2 separate regions of the Homo sapiens genome follow, and region 1 is linked to region 2. A link is a loop called in an ENCODE intact Hi-C map of the cell type or tissue named here. Cell type or tissue: PC-3. All regions are shown on one strand. Each heading gives the region's core, and the rest is flanking DNA. Links, peaks and the distances in the headings are about the cores only. Region 1 overlaps TRABD2B (TraB domain containing 2B). Region 2 overlaps TRABD2B (TraB domain containing 2B).

Evidence for each region. Hi-C counts contacts between places; a loop is a spot of excess contacts. Peaks named below come from ENCODE experiments on the same cell type or tissue, not always from the same donor. Only the 100,000 strongest peaks of a DNase experiment are listed, where the experiment ranks them.
Region 1: it touches region 2 in a loop (6-fold over the local background); 2 of 110 quality-filtered maps call a loop at or near these places.

Annotation. Positions count from the first base shown.
Region 1 is chr1:47,889,514-47,901,837 of GRCh38, reverse strand. All of the region lies in intron 2 of TRABD2B (TraB domain containing 2B), which reads left to right. Among named protein-coding and RNA genes, the nearest start is that of TRABD2B, 100 kb to the left of the region's middle. RefSeq lists enhancers at 3,230-3,755, 4,258-4,758, 6,226-7,223. In PC-3, for the core only: no CTCF peak of the experiment used is centred there; a DNase peak (open chromatin) is centred at 6,857; H3K27ac peaks cover 2,343 bases.
Region 2 is chr1:47,802,296-47,814,619 of GRCh38, reverse strand. The region is part of intron 2 of TRABD2B (TraB domain containing 2B); the gene reads left to right. Among named protein-coding and RNA genes, the nearest start is that of LINC01738, 120 kb to the right of the region's middle. In PC-3, for the core only: no CTCF peak of the experiment used is centred there; no DNase peak of the experiment used is centred there; H3K27ac peaks cover 1,493 bases.

The DNA of each region.
Region 1 (12,324 bases), core at 2,475-10,474, 87 kb before region 2:
TGGATTTTCACATGACACTTGTCCCACAGACTGCCAACGTGCCTGTCTCCCTAATTAGACCCTGGGCTTCCTTGAGGACACAGACCTGCCTGGTTAATTATGCTGCTCCGTTAGCCTGAACCACTCTTCTCCAGAAGTCTGCCCCCATGGCTGTAATCAATCTATATCAGTGTTACTTCTTATGTACCTGTTGCTTCCATTAGACCATGAACTCCTTGAGTGCAGGGGCTACGTCTTGTTCAGCTCTCTAAATACCTGAGTGAATGAGTTAAGTCAGGGAGGTGGAGGCTGTTGAATACCAGCTGGCCTGGAGGCAGAGGACTGGAGGCAGACAGAATCAGGAAAGGGACTGGGAGGGGTGGAGAGGTGAAAGCAGGCTGTCCATGCCCCCTGCCGCTGAGCCATGCTGGCTGAGCAAGAGCTTCCCTGTGGTCCCACCTGAGCAGACTTCCCTAGGAAGGGAGACTCTGCTTCTTGTGGACTTCCTTTCCTCTGTGAGATGGCTGTTCTCCCCTGCTGATTGCTGCAGAGAAGATAATGGCAGATCCCTTTATTTCTTGGGCTGGCCTCCAGGCAGAAGAACTTGTTCCAAGTGCCACTTGGTGACTCTTGCAAATTGTTCCTGACAGCCCTGCAGAAGGCCAGGCCATCTGCCTTACCCTTTTGCAGGGCGGCAGGGGCTGAGAGGAGAGATATTAGGTTTCCACTTTAGCCAGTACTTTGATGTTCAAAGCTGTTTAATATTCATTAAACCAGTCCTTCAGTTGTAATTGCAGTCATTACCCACCCTTTTATGATTGTCTGTAAATGTTATGGGACAGACGGGCACAACTAACCTAATGATGGAGGGTTTTGATGATAGATAAAAGGTTGAATAGAACCCCTTCAAATCCGTCTCCTTACTCCTTGGTGCCCACTCCCAGCCCTTTCTGCTTTCTTTGTCTCTTAAAAGATGGTGCTTGGATTGAGAGAGCAGGATGGCCCTCCAATAGTGTCATGGTTAGTTAATTTTACCAAGACAAAAATGCTGTCCTGTGGTCTCAGACTGAACCCAAAATCACACACACAACTAGGCCTTGGCATCAGGTGAGGCACAGAGCCCCGACCCCGGCCATAGTCGGAGCACTTAGCTGACACCAAGAAAAGGAAACTAGGTTTTTACTTCGTTCATTTAGCAAACATAGAAATTTTGAACAGGTTTGGCCATCAGAGATAACAGTGCTCTTGCTCTATGGAGGGGTGGGGGCCTCTTGGAGGAAATACACAGGCTTGTGTATTTGGCATCAGACTTCACTTTTAGGTGCTCCCACTTTCTAGCTGCATGACCTTGGCAATGACTGAAACTCTTCAGTGTTCAGTTCCTTCATCTATTAAGGATAAGATAATTATACAACCTACAGGTAAAGTCGGTGTGAAGATCCCACTAAATAACAGGCACTAAGTACCCAACAGAGTGCCTGGCAGGTGGCACTTGCTCGGTTCCTGCCAACTCATGGCTTTAGCACTCTCTCCTGAAGTCGTGTGAGAGCAAGTGGGCCCTGCCTTAGGAACCCTAAACCCAAACGGGGAGAGAGAGTATTGTGGGCTGGCCAGGTCCTGCCTCTCCAGCCCAATCTTCCAACAGTCCCTCCAACAACAATCTGCCAACAGCACCCTCTTCTGACCTCCTCCCCCACACCCCCTCAGTCTGGCAGGTGAGTTCTCTGGGAAGCCGACTCTGAGGTGGTTTCCATGTATATTTATTAGGGAGGTCCTTGGGGGTGGGTGGAGAAAACAAATGGAGCAGAGGGAGAAGTCAAGCTGAGATGCAGGCCCAAGCACTTTCCACAGGGAAACTTGGATCTGAAATAGCTGGCTGGGCCTTTGCATACCTGCCTTTATTCCTCATTGAATTGACTCTCATTGGATATGGGTCGTGCATTGAAGGGCCCAACTTTGAGCAAAGAGGCTCTGCAACTGGGGCAAAAGAGACTGACAGTGCAAGGCTGCACTCTGACAGCACTGACAGCAGCTGGGGCAACAAGTCCTTCATTAACATGGGACCTGGGGGCTGCATCGCCCTGTCCACCACAACCAGGGCTCATTATCATTTCCAAGGGCTTCCCTTGGAATGCTGTATCTACCCACCACACACACCACCACCACCACCACTATTGCACAAACACACAAAACTTACCAAAATCCTTTTTCTTCTTCAAAATGTTCTAATAGTACCTCCTCCAGAAAGCCTTCCATGGTTTCCCCAACTTTGAATGATTGCATCTCTCACTGCTCCCAAGATTCATGGGCAGAGTGCCACGTAGGCAGATATCCTCTTATCAGACAGCAGTTTTCTAGAGGTGGCATTGTATGTAATGGAGTGGGCCACAGCAGTGTCCAAGTGGCCTTGCAGGGCCTTGTTTCAGGGGACCAAAGCACCAGAAGGGGCTAAACCAGAAGCGCTCGCAGGTCCTTCTTGCCTTACTGATCTGTGATTCTCTAGGTCCCACTCTGGGTGGCCCACTCCTCCAGGTGTGCATGAGCACCTTAGAGAACAGGGCCTGGGCCTTCTCCATGTCTGTAGGAGGTTGTTGAGGGCACTCCACTTGCAGAGACCAACATGCATGCCAAGATCTGTGGGGCAAGCAGAAGATCATGCCCTGTGCACATAAGAACCCCCACCTGGAGTGGAAGTCAGATGGAAACAGAGGACACAGCCCAGTGGACAAATGCAGAGACAGAAAGATATGTAAGATGAGCCCTTATGGGCCCAGGCCAGGGTCTCACATCCAGAAAGACTCAGTGGGCACTTGCTGAGGAAAAATATGGATGTAAGGCCTTCTCCAACAGCAAAAGGATACATGTAGGTGGTGAAGGCCGTGAAGACTGAATGCGTGAATGAATGAATGAATGAATGAGTGAATGAGTCAATGGAGGAATAAGCAATTTAAAGAAATCCACAGCTGAGTAGAGTAGATCTCCAGTCTCTCTTCCAAAACCCTTGAAGCCACATTTGTTTCAGAATTCAGAATTCAGAATTTTTTGGATGTTAGATGGCAAAATATGGTATATATCCATACATCATTTAACACCCCATTGTGGCCTGGAGCAGCATTCTTAATCAAATACATTAACATTTGTGCAGCAAAACATGAATATTCACAAAACGTGGGAGAGATCAAGGCTATATATAGCCTTGGATAAGTTCAGGTCAAGTTACCAAAGACATTCTTCAGAGCGTTTTGGATTTCAGAATTGTAGATAAGGGAGTTAGAGCTCGTATGACCATCAAGGTTCTTTCTGGCTTCAAAAAAGTCCCCTTGAAGATGCAGAGCCCCTAACTTGCTCTTGACTGTTCCCACCCAGTGCCTCCCTGGCTTCCCTCCAGAGCCTAGGCCTCTCCTTTTCTGTGTGTTTTTCTTTCCTGGCCTCCAGGCAAACTTCTGCCATCCTGAGGTCAGTCAAATGGGAGTCTCAGAGCAGGTCTAATCACACATCATTAGCATCCTAATGGCACCTAAGTGAGAGGGCAGTGACTTTTATCAGAGGGAGAGCCAGAGCAGCCCGGGCTCAAAGATTGGGGCGGAGGCCTCTGGGAATGGGGGAGGTTGTGACTGTTTTTCTTGCCATTGTTAGGGCTCAGGGTTCCAGCCTTCGTAGCCCCTGCTTGACAAGTTGCCTCCTCCACATTCCTCACCAGTAGCTTACCTGCCTGCTTTTATGCCTTTTATGCCTAGATTCTTCCCTTCCTTCATCTGCTCATTCATTCATCTAACAAAAATGTTCTGAGCCAGTATTCTGTGCCACCCAACAACCTGTGTTGTTGGAGTGATTATCAGTGAATTGGGACAGTGTAGATACTGAAGGAAAATTCTTATAGGATAAAAGTAACTTCCAGTTATTTTTTTCTTGTATCAGGTAAATAGCTAACACTTCTGTTTGTATAGAACGCTATCCTTTGCAAGGGATTTTTACATGTTAGTTTAATCCTTACCAATAATCAACCCTCTAAAAAAGATATGGTCAGTTCCAGCTTAAGAATACAGAAGCTCAGAGAGGTAGAGTAGGTCGGCTGCAGTGTCTGGCCCATTGGGTACCTGCTCTCTAGCTGGGCAGGGGCAGGTCAGATTGTATATGTGTGTGTGTGTGTACACCTGTGTGGTGCAAATGAGGGGTAGGGAGGAAACTGATTGAGCTGTGATAAGGACAAGTATGTAGTTACGAAGAAAGGTGATGAATACAGGATCTGAGATATGGTGGCCCTACCTTGCCTTTTAAAAGAAGAGCTATTTCTTCCTCAGATGCAATTCACATTTTACCAAAACACATCAAAAATCTTCCATCTTTGCAGCTGCCCTCCAGGGTCCTCCCCGTGTGGAAGAGCCTGTTTTCTGGATACACCTCTGAGCCTGTCTGCTTCTTGGCTCGGTGAACTCCTCCTCATCCATCAGGGCCATTCCGCAGGTTACTCCTTCTATGGCCGCCTAGGAAGTGCAGTACAGCAGCCTACAAGGCCCAAAATGATCAGCTGCCCCCAGCTCGCTTCCTCTCTGATCGTCTCCTACCTCCCCTCCAGCCACGTTGTCTTCCTTGCTGTTTCTGGGACATGCCAAGCATGATCCTGTCTCAGGGTCTTTGCTGTCCCTCATCTCTTATGTGTCTTTATTCAAATGTCACCTTCTCAATGACTGCTCCATTTAAAACTTCAGCCTAGTGCACCTGTCCCCTGTTCCTGCTCCACTTTCTCCTTTCCCATAACACTTCCTGTCATCTAACATGTTACATAATTTACTTGCTATGTTTTTTGTTTACTGTCCATCTTACCCTATCACATCCAATACCTTGTGAGATCCAGGAGAGCAGGAATTTGGGCCTGTTGCATGCTGAATATCCCACATACTGAGAACAGTGCTCAACATATACTAGGGGCTCAGTATATATGTGTTAGGGAGAGAGGGAGAGAGAGCCTACTATGTGCAACTACTTTTACTGACACTATCTTGCTTAATCCTCATAACACATCTTTTAGATGAGTTGTCATGATTCCCACTTTTCAGATGAGGAAACTGATGCCAAGGGAGTTGGAGTTTCTTGCCCAAGAAGTGGCAGTACCAGGATCAGAACCCAGGCCAGTCGGAATCTAGACTGTATTCCCCAGGCCGAGAGGTAGAGGTACCTCAGAGAGGGTGAGCTCAGCTCGTGGGCAGATCACACATAGCCTGGCAAGCCCAGTTCCCCAAGCCTGCCTGATTTTAGTGACGCACAGACTGGGCTTCTGTGCCCACTCTCGCTACAACATCTTTGGGAAGCAGATCCTAATATCTGAGGCCTTTTCCATCCCCACTTCCCACCAGGGTCTCTGCTTGGGTTCCAGAGGGAGGTTTGGGCAGTACAGGCCATGGCATTTGGACCCAGGCTGGAAATAGCCAGGCCCAGGGTCTGCATCATCAGTGTGGAGTGGGCTGCGTGACTCTGTTGAACCCAGAGTTTCTTTGTTAGCCTTGAGCCTCCACAGCCCCATCCCTGCCTCCCTTAACCCACCCTTCTCTCTGTAACCCGAGACCCCCAAACTCCTCATCCTCTCTTCCCTCTAGGCCCTGGGCCAAGCCTCCGCTGGCTTCCCTCTGCCATCCTGTGAATGTCCCTTTGTGCGGCAGCCCTGACGTGAGGTCCTTCCTGGGGAGGTGTTATTTTAATATATGGAGGGCAGTCATTGCATTTCATAAAGATAGCTTGTTTGGAGGGGCCAGCAGGGGCCAGGAGAGATCGCACTTGACAGATGCAGGGACAGCCTGTGGTTTAGGGGCTGGAGATCACAATGTGTGCCTGTGAAGCCCAGTGCTGGGCACCATGCCCCCGGCAGCCATTGCTGGAATGAGTCCTGCCACTGGGGCCAAGGCACACAGGAACCTTCCCCCCTTCACTGGTGGGACAAGTCCCAGTGATGGAGAATATGCGCAGGCCTGGGGGAAAGCAAACACTAGTACGAGGAGGCAGGCCTGGGAGTGGGGTGGGCATGGGATCTGTGCCAGCACCATCTCTGCCCCTCCCTCCTCAGCAGTGCGACCTGAGGAAATCTCTGCCCTATGGGCCCCTTTCAGCCCAGAGGATCACCCAAGGGCTTTCTGGCACTGTCATTCCAGGAGACTTTTAATCCAACCTCCCTAGAGTGGATGTTGAAAATAAATGAGGAGTGAACTCTGTCTCCTGCCACCTTGGGCCCTGCAGCCAAGCCAGGGTGATGGACAGGGTGACAAAGTCTGAACAGGGTTGGTTCCAGGACAGCTCTGGTTTGCTGCCGAGTAAAACACCTGGTCCTTGGGGAAGCGAGACCTGAGGGCAACCTGACCAGCTCCTCTCCTCAACAAGGAGCCTTTCTTTAACTGTGGTGGGAGGGGGGCAGTGGGGTCCAGGCTGGGCAGTCCCAGGGCACCCACTGCCAGGCATCAAGGTTGTTGAACTTGGAAGTGTACATGCTTCCCTCCGCTCAGCAGAGCAACCCACAGCTCGCTCAGTGCTCACACAGAGTGATCAGATACAGGCTGTGCTTTATGGTAACTTCAGTGAGAAGCGGGTGTTGGGCTGGGCTTCCTGGCTGGGGGGTGGGGCGAGTGGGCTGCAAGAGACTATCCACGTCCCCTCCGCTCATCCTCTGTGTCCAGTGTAGGCTCAGGCTATGAAACTCAGGTCTTCCTCCCTGTGGCCGTCTCCTGGGGAATTCCTTTGTTGAGTGTCAAATCTATATCCTTGGGGTGAGGCAGGGGCCGCAGGATATGATTTTGTCCTGAGGGCTGTTTGAATATCTCCCAACCCTTTGAGATGCGTTTTTAGATCCCTTGTTATGCAGGAAGCTGAGCCAGGACTGGGGTGGTGGAGGAGGAGGCAGGAGGCTCCTGCCCTTGTACTGGCAGAGCTCTTCCTCCTGAGCTCTTCCTACCCAGTATTCTGGTTGTCTGTGGCCACGTCTGGCCACTCCCCTGAGGGCAGGAGTGCCATCTGAGTCATGTCTGTGTCCTCAGCACATGTTGCAGAGCATGTGTCACGGTGCCCCAGATTCTTTGTGGAAGGAGTGGTACGTCATGTTCACTTCCCTGTCCCTATTCTTCACTCTTGGCTTGTTCATTCTGCTACTGGAAGTGTCCTCCTTCACTACCAGCACTCACACATACTGCTGGTGGGGTGCTAATTGACACAATGACTTGGTCCCATGTGGTCCGAAATGCATTCAGTGCCCTGCTGAAATATCACCTCCTCAGAGAAGCCTTCCTGACTGCCATATCTCACATAGCACACCCTGGTCCCATTCTGTTCCATCTTCTCACTCTGCTGTTCTTCGTGGCACTTGGTATTAGGTAGCTCCTTGTCAAGGTGCTTGTTGTGTGTCTCCCCACTGGAATGTAATCCCTGTGAGGCTAGTGACTTTTCTGTGTTCACTGCTATAAGAATAACAAGAACTTACTGAGTGCCTGCCATGTGTCAAGCACTGTTCAAAGCACTTTATGTGATGAATTTATTTAATCCTCCCAAACTCAGTAACCAAGTACCATTATATCTCCATTACAGAGATACGGAAATTGAAGCACAGAAAAGTTCAGTAGCTTGCCCAAGGTCACAGTACTAAGTGTCAGAGCCAGGATGTGAACCAAGGCGGCTTGGCTCTCAATGGCAGAGTCCTAAGTATTATTGTAGGCTGCATCCGCAACACCCCCACCCACACTGTGTATCACTGTATCCCCAGCATACAGAACAGTGCCTCCCCATGCGCCGAGCCCTCAATAATAGTATTTGAATTACTGAAGTAAAGAAAGAATATAAATGAATGAATATAGGCTGACAATATAAGTAAGTTCAAGGAGGAGCACAATCAACAATCAGAGGGAGGATCCACAGCAGGTTATTTGGGGGTTTCGGGATAATGCCAGGCCTGGAAGAGCATTGTCTCACAAATCGCTTTTTGGTGATTCCATCACCAAAGCCAGGATCCTGAAGCAGCCCGAGAAGTTGGGCCCCCGCAGAGTCCAAGAGCCTGCCCCTCTGATGAATCTAGGCAGTTTGCAGACATGCCTGAGCCCTCTGTTGATTTGTGGGCAGGGAACTTTTTCATAACTCTTCTCTTTTAGTCCCTGGAACAACGCTAGGAAGGTAGCGACTGTGCATTTAATCAACAACAGCATGTTTGGCAACTTCCCTGTGCAGTGTACTCATTGTCAAATCAAACACAAGGGCTCCCCTCTAAAAGCTCATAGCCAAGTGTCAACAAGCTCTCAAGCATTGAAATGTGAGGCAAGGTGCGCTAAGAGCATGGCTGTAAAGAGAACCTACACCAGCCTGGGCTAAGGGCAGGTAAAAGTAGGGCTTTCCTAAAAAGGCAACACCCAGGAAACCCGAGTAGAATTCAGGGAGGCTCTTATTTGTTCAACATCCCCCAGATGGTATGTGATGGAGTGAGGGTTTCTACTTAAGTCTGATCTCAAAGGATGTTCTTTCCACATACTGGCCACTCCCTCTGCCTGGCCCCCCAGAGGTTCTGTGAATGCACTCTGTCCCATAGAACACCAGGAGTTGGGATGAGGAGGACACTTTTAGGAAGCAAATCAGTTTTTGTTTTTGTTTTTTTTTTTAGATATTTGAAAACTATATATAATCAACTGAATTGAAATGTGAAACAGAAAACAATAAATAAGTCACTAACTTTATCCACTTCTCCTGGTAACCCAGGGGAGATGAAACACACCCACCAGCTGAGGGGCCATCTGGCCAGATGACACTGCGTCTGGACATAGACCTGTCTCACCACTGACCTCACAATGGCTTCTGCAGGGTGCTGGAAGCCCTCAGCACCATTTATGTACTTCTGTAATGTGTATAAATCACTCCCCACCAGCTTACCTTTTTTCCTCTTCCTATTCCTCTGGATGCCCTCGTAAAATTTTAAAAGCTTTGCATGTCAGACTGCACTTCCCAAGGCTCTAAAACTGGAGACTGGATTTGTACCTGCTGTTTCATGGTGCTGGCCTTCCCAGAGCCACATGGTCAACCTGAATTCCGATGATGGCTTCCATTTCCTCCAGTGTGTGATACATTCTTCAGCTGTTATCACCTCCTCACCATTCATTCACATAGAAGAATCCTAGGGTCATTTTCAGTCCTTATCTTTCTCAACCCATCAGCACATGCCCCTTCTTGAAATATGTCCTTCACTCATCCTACCTCAGTAGCCTCTGTTAGTCTCCTTGCTGCTTCTTTCTCACCTCTCTGACCTCTAAACTCTGGAGGGTCCCAGGGCTCAGTCCTCAGTCCTCTTCTTTCTGTACTTATCCATTCTTACTTTGTACCGAGGAGACCATCATTTCAATCTGCAGCCCAAATTCTCTCTTCGTACAAACTCTCTGGATTCATATATCCAGATGTGATATAGAATCTCCACTTGGGTGGCAAATACACATCTCTAGCTTAACAACTTTTAACCAATAGTTGATTCTCCCCCTCATGGGTTCCCAGTCCTGATTCTTACCAGACTTCTTCAATTCAGCACATGGCAGTTCCATTCTGCCAGTTGTTCAGGCCAAAAGTCTTAGAGTCATCCTTGACTGTTCTCTTTCTTTCTTAACCTCCATCCAGTCTGTCAGCAGTTTCTGTCATGTCTACATCCTACAGACAGCAGGATTCCACTACTTCTCCCCACCCTTCCTGTTCAGCACCATGGCCTCAGCCACCACCACAATTGCGTGTAATAAGCTGCCTGTAACAGGTCTCCCTTCTGTTGCCTTCTCCCACTCCAGGAGGCTGTGCTTCTCACAGAGCCTGGAGCCATCCTTCAAAACATTAATTCTGAAAACCCTCCACTGGCTTTCTGTTTTACTCCTAGCAAAAGCTAAATCCTAATGTGGCCTAAGAGCCTCTGCATAATCTGACCCCAGCTACCTCACTGACCTCATCTTGGACCACTGACACCATTACTCCACTTCAGCCATACTAGTCCCTTGCTCTTTCTTTTTTTTTTCTTTCATTTTTGTTTTTTCTTGTTGTTGTTGTTTTGTTTTGTTTTGTTTTGTTTGAAATTGGGTCTTGCTCCGTAGCCCAGACTGGAGTGCAGTGGCATGATCTCAGTGCACTGTAGCCTCAACCTCCCATGCTCAAGCAGTCTTTCCATCTCTGTCTCCCAAGTTGCTGGGACTACAAGCGTGCACCACTACACCCAGCTAATTTTTAAAAATTATTTTTTGTAAAGATGGGGTCTCACTATGTTGCTCAGGCTAGTCTCGAACTCCTGGGATCAAGCAGCCTTCCTGCCTCAGCCTCCCAAAGTGCTGGGGTTACAGGCATGAACCACCGTGCCTGGCTCTTATTGAACACACAAAACATATTCTTGCCTCTGCCTGGAACCCTTTTTACCCAAGGTAGTCCCGTGGCTCATATATACTTCATTTCATCCAAACCTGTGTTCAAGTATCACCTGCCCAGAGAAGCCTCCCCTGCCTGCATAGTAGCCCCGCTTACTCTCTGTCTCTGCGCCCTGCTTTATTGCTCATAGCACCTTTTCCTACATGGCGTGTATATTTGTGTGTTTCTCATCTGTTCCCCTGCTAAAATGTAAGCTCTATGACAGCTGGAACTTTGTTTGACTCATTGCTATGTGAACAGTGCCTAGTATGATCCTTGGCACATTTTCACAGCTAATACTTCTATAGCATTATTATGTACACTAAGCACTATTCTAAACAGTTTACTTGTAATAATAATTCAGTTAATCCTTATAACAAACTGAGGCAGAGATTAAGCAACTTGTCCAAGGTTATAGTGAGCCGGGATTGGAACTCAGCCACTGTTCCCTATGTCTCTCCTTGGGTAACTACTCCAAAAATATCTCTTAGATGAATGGGATCCAGCGAGTGCTGTTGTGCACCTCCAGACTCCATACCAAACAAGATAGGGATGGGAACCGGCACTAGTGCCAAGGACAGCCCCATAAACGTCCTTAATACAGCAACCTACCTGCTGTAATGAAGATGCACAGAGGATTTCTTTCGAAGCTGTTGCCTTTTTGAAGTTGGGAATTATATTCTTCTTCTTCAGGGCCTACAGTAGGCTCCAGTGAATATTTGTTGAATGAACGTTAAAGGGACAATGGAGGAAAAAACACCTAACTTTGCTCAGGAGATTCTCAAAGGCTCCTAGGGGTGACCATGTGAGAAGGCATTTGGCAGATGAGAGGCCTGCAGCATCAGGTCTGTGGATCCTTTGGCCCACCTGTCAGTGCTCAGTCACCTGTGGACACCTGGGCCCCCCCAGCAGTAGGAAGCTGAAGAAATGCTCTTTCACTGCCTGGTCACCCTGTAGAACACTGATGCCCAGGAAGTTGCAGCATCTCCCCAAGCAGCAGGCTCCATGGGCCTGGTAACAGAAAGGAGGCCAGCAAGGCTTGAGCACAATGACTACCTCTGTCACCTCTTCTGCCACCAGCCTATCACTGCTGCTACTGTTACTGTACCTGCCACCTCCATGACCACGCTGGTCATGGCCATTGCTACTAACTGGGGCAGTGTTAGGCATTGGCCACCCTCACTGCTATTACATCCATCACAGCCACTGCTGCTATTACCACCTGACCCCGATCCTGTTACCCAAGTCTGTTGTAGTTACTTCTACCATTTCCAACCACAGCTACTGATATTATTATTACTAGTACTAATAGTTGTAGCTATTATTAACAACCTACCTGTGTAGCATACTCTGCAGTGTACAAAGCAGAGTGACATCCATGCTTGCTTTGACTGTCACAGCAGGTGGGTGAGGCAGGCAGGGTAACCTGTGCCAGATGAGAAAAAGGAGACTCAGCCAGAGATATTCAGCAACTTCATTCCATCCAGGTAGCAAAAAGCTCAGTGAACAAAGGGAGCTAATAATTTACTTTGGCTTCCTCTAGATGAGACACTGTCCTAAGCACATTTACAAATTCTGACCCATGTAATCTACACTGCGCCTCAAGACATTAAGTATTGTCTTCCTCGTTTATAACATGGAGAACGAGAGACTCAGAGAGGGTAAAGGTTGTGCCTGTGGTTGCCCAGCTGGGCAGTGGCAGGGTACTGCCTGGCTCTAGATCTCATGCCTCAGGGGCCAAGGACTGGAGGTTGAGTAGAAATGCCCCAGTCCAGGATTCTAGATACCTGGAGAGTAATCCTTCCACTGAATCCTTTGGTCACCAACTCTCAGCAGCTATGCATCTTTGACCTAATAGATAACCCTGTATGGGTCTTATTTTTACAATCTTCTGGTGACATATGCCTCACTGCCCTCACAGTTTGCTATTGGCAGAGTCAACAGTGGCTTGAGTCACTTCCA
Region 2 (12,324 bases), core at 1,860-9,859:
GATTCAAAAGTCGGGGAAGGAGAGCGGGGGCAGTAATGGGCAATAGGAAAGCCTCAGAGCCCTGAGTTGGAGAGTTCTAAAACATGCAAGCCAGGAAAGATTTGGAATTCTAATCTGCCCCTCCCTTCCTCCATGCCTCCCCAAAGCCCCTGGGGCCCAAGTGGGGCCTTCTCACCTCTCCTTGTCCAGAGCCAAGAATGTCTCCTGCTACAGTCAGTGTCCTCAAAGCCTTTCTCCACACAGCAGCCAGGGGCAGCTTCTAAAGAGAAAGCCTGATGATCACTCCCTCCTTAATAAATTCAGTGGCATCCCATTGTCCGTAGAGTAAAGTCTGAGCTCCAGATCCACCTCGACTCCCTGCTCTGGGTCTATCCCATGTCCACCTCCACCAGCCACAGGCTGCACTCCAGCCCCTGCCGTCACTGACACGGCCCTGAACATGCCAGCTTCACCGCAGCCCCCATTCCTCTGCATGGGCTGTTGACACTGCCTGGAATTCCTTTTCTTTCCCTTCTGTGTGGCAAATGTGTGTCCCCACAGGGGATTGCTGCAGAGCCAGAGCCACCTCCTTTGGGAATCCTGTTTGTGGTCCCCCACATTTGCTGGACTCTCACAGCACCTTGTCCATCCCTTAGCCCCAGCCTTAATGAATGTTACTTGATCTTGTCGCAAGTCTTCCTGGAACTTCCTCCCTTGCTCCACCCTGCCTTTGAGCTTGTCAAGGATGGACAGGGTACTGATTTGGTCCCATGGCCTTGGCACCCAGCACAGAGCCTAGCACTAGTCCATACTGAAGACTGAAGAGAGAACGGAAATCTCATCCACATATGCAGAATTCCAGCCTCTCTTCAGAACACCTCCTGCAACTGGGACCCACCCCGGTGCTTAGGGAACAGAAATTTCTTAAAGTGTGTGTGTGGGTGTGGGTATGTGTCCTAAGGAAGGGCAATATTGCTTTACAAGGTTTTTAGAATGCTAGTCTCAAGCAGGCAGGACAAATATACACCCCACTTGGCAGATGGGTAAGCTGAGACGCAGCAAAGAGAAGAGAAGAGTCTGCCCCAAAGAGCCAGAATAAGAACTTCACACAGCCTGCATGTAGCAGGTCCTAGGTTTAAAACTGGGTCAGATCTCTGCCCTTTCAGCTGCTGTTTGTCTCTGAAGGCTTGGTAACCGGTGGCTTAGCAGACAAACAGAGAGGCATGTTACAATTTCTCTCATCAGTATTGAGCACTCCCAGACTCAACTCCTCTCCTTCCATCCCTGGCCACCTGGAGGTGCCCCCTCCAATCCGGTCCTCCTTGGCTACTGCCCAGGACTAAGGAAGAGCAGAGGTCCCCATACTGCTGGAGGGCCTGTGAGACCCCCTCCCTCCTCTGCAAATTGGTAATTGCTATGTGGTCAGACCAGAGGAATTAGAGGGGCCCTCTAGGAATTTCATACTGATTTTGCAAATGAAAATGGAGACTTGCCTTTTGAAGTTTAGGCAGCTGTGTCAGCAGGGCAGGTCTGAGACAGCAGGGAAAATAAAAATGACATGCCTCGAACCAATGGAAGCAGCTGCTTAATAACAATAACAGTGATAATGGTAACCACGGCTACCGCTGACTGATCGCCTCCCGTGTAGACCATTATCCCTCCATGGGCCTCAGTCAGCTCATCTCTGATTTCTCATCCATTCCAGCCTCCACAGGTGACTTGTCTACTGTCTGAAGATCAGGTAGAGAGGGTCATGTATGCTGCTTGGGTTGAGTGCATGGTCCATGGCATGAGATTGAAGACCCTCCACTACTGAATGTCTTCCAGCCCTGACTGCTGGCTCGTCTTTAAACACACCATGCTCCTCTATATCATTCTGCAGTTAACACTTTCTTTTTCTTTCTTTCTTTGTTTTTTCTTTTGAGACAGAATCTCACTCTGTTGCCCAGGCTGCAGTATAGTGGTAAGATCATAGCTCACTGCAGCCTTGAACTCCTGGCCTCAGGCAATCCTCTCACCTTAGCCTGCTGCGTAGCTGGGACTACAGGCACGTGACAGCATATCTGGCTCTTTGTTGTTGTTTTTAGAGATGGGGTCTCCCTGTGTTTCCCAGGCCTGTCTCAAACTTCTGGCCATCCTCCTGCCTCAGCCCCGCAAAGTGCTGGGATTACAGATGTGAGCCACCATGCACAGCCTGCGGTGAACACTTTCCTTCTCAACGCTACTCATCTTTGCAGCCCAGCTGAAGCCTGTGATTCCCTCACCGACTCCCAGGCTGGGTCAGAAACCCCTCTGAGGCCCCCAACCTCTGTGTTTTATTATTAACTTACCACATTATAATTACCCGTGCCTTCCGTCATCTCCTCCATCACCTTGAAGTTGCTCAAAGCTTTATAACTGAGGATAAGTTGGTGTAGGTGATTCTCTGGGACTTTCCAGTATGTTTTATTATTTTCCTCAATGGACAGAGTGTGTTCGGTTTATGAAATCAAAGGTAGTTACTGAAGAATAGAAATAGAAGATTCACAGCAGAAGCAGAGAGAGCTCGATGCATTAAGCCTGGGCAGAGTGGAGGCCCTGGGTATGGAGCCCCATCACTGGGGAACAAGGGATGCCACTTACTGCTCTGAGCCTTGGGTTTTCAATAATGCTGTCCTCACAGGGCTCTGAAGAAAAATAAATGAGCCTCCACATGTAAAGTATTTGGAAACATAGACTGTTGAAATCATGGGATGGTAGGTGTAATGTTCTGAAATGTTGGGCTCCTGGAATAGGTCTTCCAGAGCTAGGAGGTACTCCCACACCCTCCTGTTTCAGAGGAACCCTGTGGCCCAGAGAGTGGGTCTCACAGCTGGTCTGGGTCAGAGCCCACAGCACCAGAATATGCATCTCTGAGCGCCCTTGGACTTAGCTGTACTGAAAGCTAAAATCGAAGGGATCCCTTTGCCCTCCAACAGGGCAGACCCCACATAAACTCCTTTCCTGGAGACCCCAAGCCTCTGGGCCAGCCCCAGCCAGTCCCAACCATCAGCCTCCCTACCCACCCAGCAGAATGCTAATCTCATCATGTGGGTGGCTCCGGATTTATGAGCATTTCCTGGCATGACTTGAAGGACAGAGGAGGAACACTAGGATCTTTAAGGGTGGTCTTTGGGTGGAGAAACTAAGCATTCAGAGAAAAGAAGGAAAGAAAGCTAGGGTGAGTCAGGCTTCCCGATGCCCGCCCAGGAAAGCACTGAGAGCTCAGCCAGCCCACTGCAGGGCAGATGGAGGTGTGGGCAGCACCACCAAGTCCACGGGGCAGGCGACAGCTGTACTAGAGGCCAAGTCCATGCTTCTTGGGTTGTGGCTGGGCACTGGGTGGGCGATGGGGGGGTGGTGAGGGGAAGGGAGGAGGGCAGAGCTGCCTTCATCTTCAGTTGGACCTCTCTGCTTCACCCCTGCCTCCCTAGATTCCATTATCAACACAGCTCCCCCCACGTTCTTCTGCCCAGACTCCCCGTGACTTCACATCTCAGCAGGAAGCCACAGGCCTTCAAAGACCACAGGGCTCTACAGGCCCTGCCCACCACCCACCTCACTATGACCTCTCTCCCTTGTGCTGGAAATTCTCCACTTTCCTCTCCAGATCCACTTTCTGCTCTCCCTGCCCCACCCTGTGCATGAGCTGACGCAGCATCACCTAGGCTCCCGCCTTGTCCTCCCTGGCAGGAGATGGGCAGGCAGAAGGGAAAGGGAGTTGAATATTTCTTACCTCCGCCCACCCTTCTCCTCCTTCCCTGGCGTTGCCGTGGTCCAGGCCATGCTCAGCCATAGTTGTGCTCCCTTTCAAGCCTGTGGCTGTGCCAGGTCCAGATCCCTGCTCCCTCTCTTCCCCTAAAGGTTTAGAGACAGGTAAGCTTCCCCCTGCAGCTACTCCCTGCTGCCTCACTATGGCCTGCCCACACCTTCGTGAATATTCTGACAATCACTGCTCTTCAGTCACTCTTTCAGCTGAAATTACTTCTTTGGAACTCATCTCACTGGCAGTGTGCCACCTGGTTGCTGTTGGGTCCCTGCCTAACACAGGTCCGTCGCCTCACTCCCCCTTGCTCATGCATCTCCAGCCACATTGGCTGCAAACCTATCAGGCCTGCTCTGCCTCAGGGCCTGTTCCCTCTTCTCTCAGATACCCACGTGGCTCCCTCCCTCATCTCCTTCAGACCTTTTCTCAAATGTCACCTCTCATTGCAACCTTACCTGGACATCTTATCTAAAATGGGTGGCGGGGGGGCAGGGGGTGATGGCACGAACTTGTTGTCCTAGTTTATTGGGAGGCTAAGGCAGGAGGATCACTTGAGTCCAGGAGGCTCAGGCTGCAGCAAGCAGAGATCGCACCACTGCACTCCAGCCTCGACAACAGAGCAGGGCCCCAACTCTAAAAAAATTTAAAATAATAATAATAAAATATCAACTCCCAACACACACACGTGCGCGCGCGCGCGCGCACACACACACACACACCCTATATTCCTCTTTGCCTTATTTTCTCCATAGCAACTATCACTCTCCAACATACTGGATGGTTTACTTCTTGTTTCTTTATGGTCAGCTTTCTCCTACTGGAATGAAAGCTCCTTTAGGGTGGGGATCTTTATTTGCAGTGTTCACTCCTATACCTCCAGGGCCTGGAACAGCATCTGCTACATAAGTGCTCAATAAATATTTGTTCAATGAATGTGTAAATTAGTTCTTTTCAAAGGTGAGTAAACCAAGACCCAGGGAAGGAAAATAATTCACCCAGAGGTTCGTAGTGAAGAGTCCAGTGGTGACTAGATCCCTGGTCCCTGCTCCCAGCCCAGAGCCAGTCCACAGCTCCAGGAAATCTTGTGTTTATTTGGATGCCTGCTGCTCAGTAGCCCAGTGTCCGGAGACAGGATTCAGTGCTGGAGGCCTAGGAGACTCGGAATACTGAACAGGAAGCAGGGAGGTAGTCGGCATGGCTTTGGTGCTGCCGATGGGGCAAGGAGAATAAATAAATAAATCTCAGCCAGAGCCTGGCAGCTCTAACCTTTGAAGAAATGTCCCCCAGGCCAGAGAAGGCTTCCTGTGAAGTGAGCTGTCCTCCACCCCTACCCAGTGCTGAGAGATGATTTGGGCCCAGGGTCTAGCAGGCGCAGCTCCTCCCAGCTCTGCACCATGGGAGGTACTGGCTTCTGGCAGGGAGCTGCTCAGGGTGGGGGTCCTGTGACGGGCGACTCACTTGGCTTTCCATTCACTTATTCATCCTACAAGCATTCCTCAAGCAGCTGCTATGTGTGTATTGGGCACTGCACTCTGGGAACATAGTCAAGATGAAGACAGAGGATTTGCCTGACCTCAGAGCATTCATCCTCAAGCGGGAAGGACGAGTGTTAGTAATAAAATGGGGAGTACCTGGCCTGGGAAGTGTCAGGTGCTTTGGGGGCACTTAGCAGGGGACCCTTGCAGTCCATGGCTCAGAGTTCTCCTGAGGGAAGGAGCCTCTACAGCCAGGTGCAAAGGGGAGTGTCAGCTGGTAGATGGAGAGAGGTTTCCAGACAGAGGACGTGCAGAGGAGGGGATCCTGGGCAGGGAGCAAGGTTTCGTCAGCCTGGGCAGTGAAAGCAGACTGGGGAGGCCGTGAACCAGGTGAGGTTACCTTAGCAAGGGTGACCTCTTTCTTATTCTCATATGGCAGCTCTGACAGTGCACCACAGCTAAAGTTCTAACACCCCCTCTCCTTCCCAGCTGACAGCTTAGAACCTGGGCCTCAAAGACTGGCCCCTACTTGTCTCTTCTTGTCTGTACTTCCTACCAGCTGGTTGGGTGGAGGTGGCTTGGTGGGCCAGGACCAGGGACAGCAGAAAGAACCCAGACCTGCCAGCTGGACCTGAGTTTGAATCCTAACTCGTTAGTTCTTCAATGTGGGACCTTATGCAAGTGACTTTACCCTCCTCAAGGGCTCAGTTTCCTTGTTTGTCATATGGAAATAGTCCTTATCTGAAAGAATTATGGTGTGAGATGGTTTCCTAGCATCTTTACAATGCTCCATGTAATTGGGGGCTTGCTCATTAACCCTAACTTTGTCTCCCATCACTGTCTTCCTTGTTGGCTCAGCTTCAGCCACGCTGGCCTCTGCTTCTCCTCACATATGTACAGGGCCTTTGCACCTGCTGGTTCCCCTTCCTTCATCACTCCCCATCCAATTTACTGCTTTATTTTTTTCTATAACATATTCTGTATTAGTTCTCCAGAAAAACAGAACCAATAGAATATATGTATGTGTGTATGTATCTCTGTAAATATATATATAGGTATATACATTTTATACACACACACACACACACACGTAGTGTTGGTGACATTGGTGGGTAAGTCTAAAATTTGCAGGGCAGGCCAGCGGGCTGGAAATCCAGGGAAGAGTTGATGCTGCAGTTCAAGTCCAAAAGCAGTCTGCTGGTAGAATTCCTTGTTCTTTGACAGGGTCAGATTTTTTCTAGTAAGGCCTTCAACTGAGCGGATGAAGCCCACCTACGTTATGGAGGGTAATCTGCATCTCAAAGCCTACTGATTTAAATATGAGTCTCATCTAAAAAGTACCTTCACAGAAGCATCTAAAAAAAGTTTGACCAAATATCTGGATAGCGTGGCCTAACCAAGTTGACACATAAAATTAACCATCACAAGTTCACCCCTTCTCAGTTGGGCTCCCATACACATCTTCAACCATACTGAATCTCCAAATACTGACAATAACATGGCCATAGTTCCACCTAACATGATGCTGCTATCCTGCATACACCAAAAATGCTCTGTTTCTTTCCCCAGAAGAGGATGCAAAGTCTTTGGGTGACATTTACTTTTCTTGATATCCTGTACCTTAAATATATGATGTAAAGCTAACAATACCTAAATACTATAAGTCAATATATCTTATGTTATATGATAAAGGGATGAGAGGGAAGAAAGCAAAGATATTTGAGATAGAAACACACACACAGACACACACACACACAAATATGAATAACAAAAGAGGGAGGAACTCTCATCACAATTACAGTTCTCATCTCTGTCACTGGTCACGTTATCATAGCTGGTATTGCTGACTACCTTCTTCTACTACCCATTCTGTATTCTCTTTGCTTTCAACAACAACCTCAACTGCTCATGGTTCTTAACCTGGCGGCATGACCCAAGCCTTCATTGTTGAATGGTCTGGGCCATTAGTAGTCCTGTCTGGATTGGGTTGTTGTGGTTTTCCATTGACTTTAATCTCAGGGTATGGTAATACTAAGAGATGCCCTAAAAGGTCTCCTGCATTCCAGAAACACTCTTCCTCACCTCCACTGGGGTGGCAATCTAATTTCCCCCTTGGTAGTCAGGATCAATCATTCCAGGCAGCATAGTAACCCCTTCTTTGCCTGTTGACTCAGAGGTGTGAGGAATCCATGTGGCTGGGTGGCAGTCTTCACTTCCAGTTTAATGAAGCCATTGTTGTGTGTCCAACATGCTGCATATTAGTATTTTTACTAATAATTTATGTATTCTCACTTTACCCCTCTAGCAGGTGAGCTCTGTAAGGGCAGGGATTTTTAAAGTCTGTTTTGTCCCTGGCTAACTCCCCAGCACCTAGAACAATGCCTGGTGCTCAGGAAGAATGGCTGAGTGGATTGGGGCCTTTGCAGTGATTCCCTTGGGCTTTGAGTTGGGTGAGCAGACTTGCAAGCTGAGAGCCAGGCTTGTCCCAAGGGACCCTGACTCTAAACCCTCTTCTTGACTAAGGGGGTCCTGCTGCCTTCTCAGTGCCATTGCTGGGCCATCAAGTGAACATAGGCCTTCAAGTCTACCATTCCAGCCCATCTAGGACTGTTTACAGGACTACTCTGGAACAATAAACCTGTTCCCACCCTCCTGGCGCCTGCCTCACTCCTTCCTAGTTCCTCGTTTGAAGACGTGTTTAAATTCTGGGCCTACATTCAGCAGATGCCACAAGCCATTTCATGTCCAGCCAGCGTTGGTGAGGGGAGTCCACAGAGGATGCTCTGGAGCTCCTGGTGGCTGGGCCTCCACACAGCCATCCAGGGTGAGAGAGGCAGCTCTAGCCTTCACCCGATGTTTGTTATTCCATGTCAAAGCCTTATCATAAACATTATCCTAGAGTGGGCCACCGAGGCTATGTACAAAGAAGGTTTGTTATTCTAAGGTGGCCAGGAGCAGAAGACATCTCGAGTCTGAGCAGCACCAGGCTTGGGAATTCAGGGTGAGTGAAAGAGAGGCAGGAGTCAGGGCCAGGCGCTTCATTATAAAGCCTGTGTACTTACCACCCTTGCTGTGCTGGCCAGTTGGCACATCTGCCTCTAAAATGAGCTCTGCACAGATGGAAGCCAAGTCCAATTAATCTACTAATCTCAAATCCCTGCAGAGAGGAGCTGAAAGTAAATGTTTGTGAATGAATGGATGTAGCTTCCCTCTGTCTGTTGGAAGCACCAAGGATGCTGGTGAAGGAGCACATACCGCGCTGAAGTCCTGGTTGTGAGAACCTGGTCCGGTGCCAGACGTAATTTCAAACCCCAGCCCTGTCTTTTACCAGCTGTGTGGCCTTGTGCCCATCACTCCCTTCTGCTTCTTTGGTTTCCCATCTTTGACTACGGACAACATCCCTCTTGGCTCTCTTCCAGGGAGAGCAGAGGGAGGGCCTACAGGACAGTGGTTAACTAGGAGGATACATTCCAGGCCTGGCCCAAATGCCTGATCCATCCCTCTCCAGCTTTGTCACCTTTGGCAAGGTATTTGATGTCTCTTTGCTGCAGTTTTTTTTTTTTAATTAAATGGAGCTAATAATAGAGTTACCTCAGAGTTGCTGTAAAGATTAAATAAATGAACATGAGTTTAGAAAGTTCCTGACACATAGTAAGTGCTCAATAAACATCGTAATCCTGGTAATGAATGGATGAAGACTTCTTTATAAATTGCAAAATGATGGTACGGGGCAGGAGGTGTAAGGGAAAGTGCGCATGATTCTGGATCAGCATACCTCTTCTTGCAGTGCTTCCTGAATGTCTGCTAATGGAGACATTGGGATTCAGCAGGAAACAGAGAGGCAGAGAACAGGGACAATTCAGTGAGATAAGTGTCTAAGGAAAAAGAAGGACAGGGGTCTTTGGGAGACACCAAACCCCACCGAGGTAGGGAGAATCAGGATGATAGGCTTGGGTTTCAGTCCTGGCCCCACCACACTCCTGCTGTGACACATGGGAAGGCCTCATAAATGGTCTGGCCTCTGTTTTATATATTTGTAATAGACTATTAATAACAGACTTATTAGTAACAGACTAACAATAAATATTCCCTGGCTATTTCACAAGGCTCTAAAAAAAAAAAAAATGGGTGTGGCAGTGTGTGTGGATGAATGTGGGCTGTGCCTGTGGACATCTGGAAATCCAGCCATGTGGTCCAGGGCACTGCAGAGTTCTGGACCAGGAGTTAAGAGTTGGGGTTGAGTCCACTCTGCCCACAGCTCATTGTGTGGCCTTAGGCAAGCCCCATCCTGCCTGCTCTGGACCCTAGCCTCCTCTCCTCTTTAATATGAGGAGGCCACAGGATGAGATCAGTGGTTCTCAAACTAGGCTCCAGGGTACCTGTGGGTTCCACAGAAGGGCCTTGGTGCAGAAGTCCCTGCTGCAGGGAGACATTGAGCTAGTGAGACTTCAGGCGCCCGCCTGCCTCCCTTACATCAACCAGGGAAGTTTCCATTTTTACCTTCTCCATATTTTGAGTTCTAAGTAAGATTCCTTTGGAAAACAACAGCAAGAACATGGCTTTAAAAGGCCTGAAAAGCCTCTGGACCAGATGACCTCCAGGGCTCTTCCAGCTCCAATCTGGGAAGCTTTAGGTCTATTTTCCTCTCAGTTTTATTTAACAAACACTTATCCAGCACTTACTACATGCCAGGACTGTTTTTAGCACCCCACAGATTATAACATACTAAATTCACTGGAACACCTTCCAGCTCTGTGATGGTTGCATGATTGCAGAAGCAACTCTGTGAGTCGAGCAAGGTCCTGGGGAGACATTTCTCCTCCAGTCAGCTCTTCTGGGTGCCTGGGCCGATGACCTCACCACAGGTCAGGTGGTGTCTTGGCCAAGCCGACGCCGAGAAACAAGGGAGCAGGTGTGTGCAGTGGCCGAGTGTAGTCACGGGAAGCCTGTGTCCCAGGCCCCCAGGGAAGGAGAGCGGATCAACTCGACATGGACACTTTCATCCGAGGCATGTGCCGTGTGGGAGGAAGTGCCTGTTGCCTTAGCAATGCCCACAGCAACAGGGCCACTGCCTCCTGTGATCCATCCCCAGCCACCATGCTGCCATCGACACCCTGCACCAGATGGCTACATATCAGATTTCAATGGTGGCGGCCAGAGCCTAGAGGCCTGGAGAAGGCCCAGAGGTGGAGTTTTGGGTAGGGGGTGGTGGGGGCTGACCTCATCTCCAGCCAGCTCATTAGGTGGAGCAGCCTGGGCTGCATCCAGTGCAATCTAGCGCTCCTGCCCAGCCATGAACAAAATGAGAGGGGAGGGAGGTGATCTCATGAGCACACGCTTGGCCCTGTTGCCTATGTTAGTACTTTGGCCTGGCTGTGCACACCTATTTTATGAGCTTTTCTGGTCAGATTATGTGTTCTTGAACCAAGTGACTGCTGCCACTTGGTGGGACCTTCTGCCACAAGGTGGTGGCATGCCTCAAAATGCAGAGTGCAGAAGTTGTAGGGGCTAGATTTAAGGACTCAATGAGCAGCCTTGAACTATGAAGTGACCATAGCAGTGTCAAAGAAATAAAGAAACAATGAAGTGACACTTTATCTTCACCAGGCACAGTGCTGAGTGCTGCAAATTCAAAAATGAACACGACACAATTCCTGTCTTGAAGGAGCTCATAGCCTAATGTGGGAGGCTGGTAGCTAAACAGCAAATACAATATAATGTTCACTCCGTAGTGGAAGGAAGCATGGTGTATCTATCACCACAACTATGCTGTGTAACAATAACAATAAGAGTTTTCCACTCATGCATCTGGGGACAATTGTGAATAGTCTCTGCTGATCTTGGCTGGGCTAGTTTGCATGTATGGGGATTGGCAGGCTGTTGGCTATTCTTGGTGGAGGATGGCCTTCGCTGGACGGCTCTGCGCCACATGTCTCTCATCATCCAGCAGTCTAGCCTGGATTGTTCTCAGGGCAGTGGCAGAGGTGCAGACAGCAGCAGCAGCATCAGCAGCACGTAACTACTTTTCAGGCCTGAATTTATAATGGTTACTAGCATCCCCTTGGCTGAAGGATGTCCAGGGTCAGACTGGAAAGGAGCTACAAAGTTCCATGGAAAAGGGCATGAATACAGGGAGGGGCTAAGGTTTAGGGCCATTAATCTATCAGTCTGCCACCCATGGAGGCTGTGGGACCCCCAGTGAGGGGCCTAACCCAGTCCCCAGGTGGTCAGAGAAGCTTCCTGGAGGAGACAGCCGAGGAGAGTCTGGACAGCTAAGTCTGAGTTTGCAAGTGGAGACGAGGGAGCCGGATTTCCCTATGGAACAGCATTTACAGAGGCACAAAGGCAGAAGATTTTTTTTTTTTTGCTTGAAGGAATGCTGAGTATTTTAGTATTTGGAGGCATGAAAGCCATGTAAGAAATGAGGTTATTGACCATAGCAGGGTCCAGGTTACTGCCTTGGAGGCTCTACTCAAGAGCTAGCCCTTTAGCCTGCAGGTGGGAGGGACCTGTGAACGTTTTGAGCAAAAGAGAGAGAGAGAAATCATCAGATTTGTGCATTTAAAAGAGGACCATGACAGATAACTATGGTATAGAAGAGAAGGGAGGGGGTGTGCCCGGAGATGGGCGGGACTGGTGCAGGGGACTCAACGAGAAATGCTGGGGCCTGAATTGAGGTGGGTGACAAGGCTGGGAACTTGGTGTCCAAGGCATTGTGCAGACAGAATGAGCAGGGCCTAAAGACTGAGGGCTAGGCTGGGCTAACAGCAGGGACCAGTTCCCTGAGACAGCCTCCTGACTTTCTGTACAGGGACCAAGTTTTTCTCTTTATCTGTGTTAAATAGCCCAAATAATGATCAGCCTCCTCCCTTCTGTTGAACAAAGGAGTCTGGGATACTCTGTCTCCTAAAACTAGCTCCAGGCCTAGCTATGTGAATTGAGCAGGTCCCTCCCTTCCCTTCCCTTCCCTGGGCCTCAGTGTCCCCATCTAAAATGAGCAGGTTGTGTTCCATTAGAGCCACGATCCTCAAATGCCAGAGACGGTCAGACTGCTTAGGAAGTGTGCAGGGATCCTGTTAAAAATAC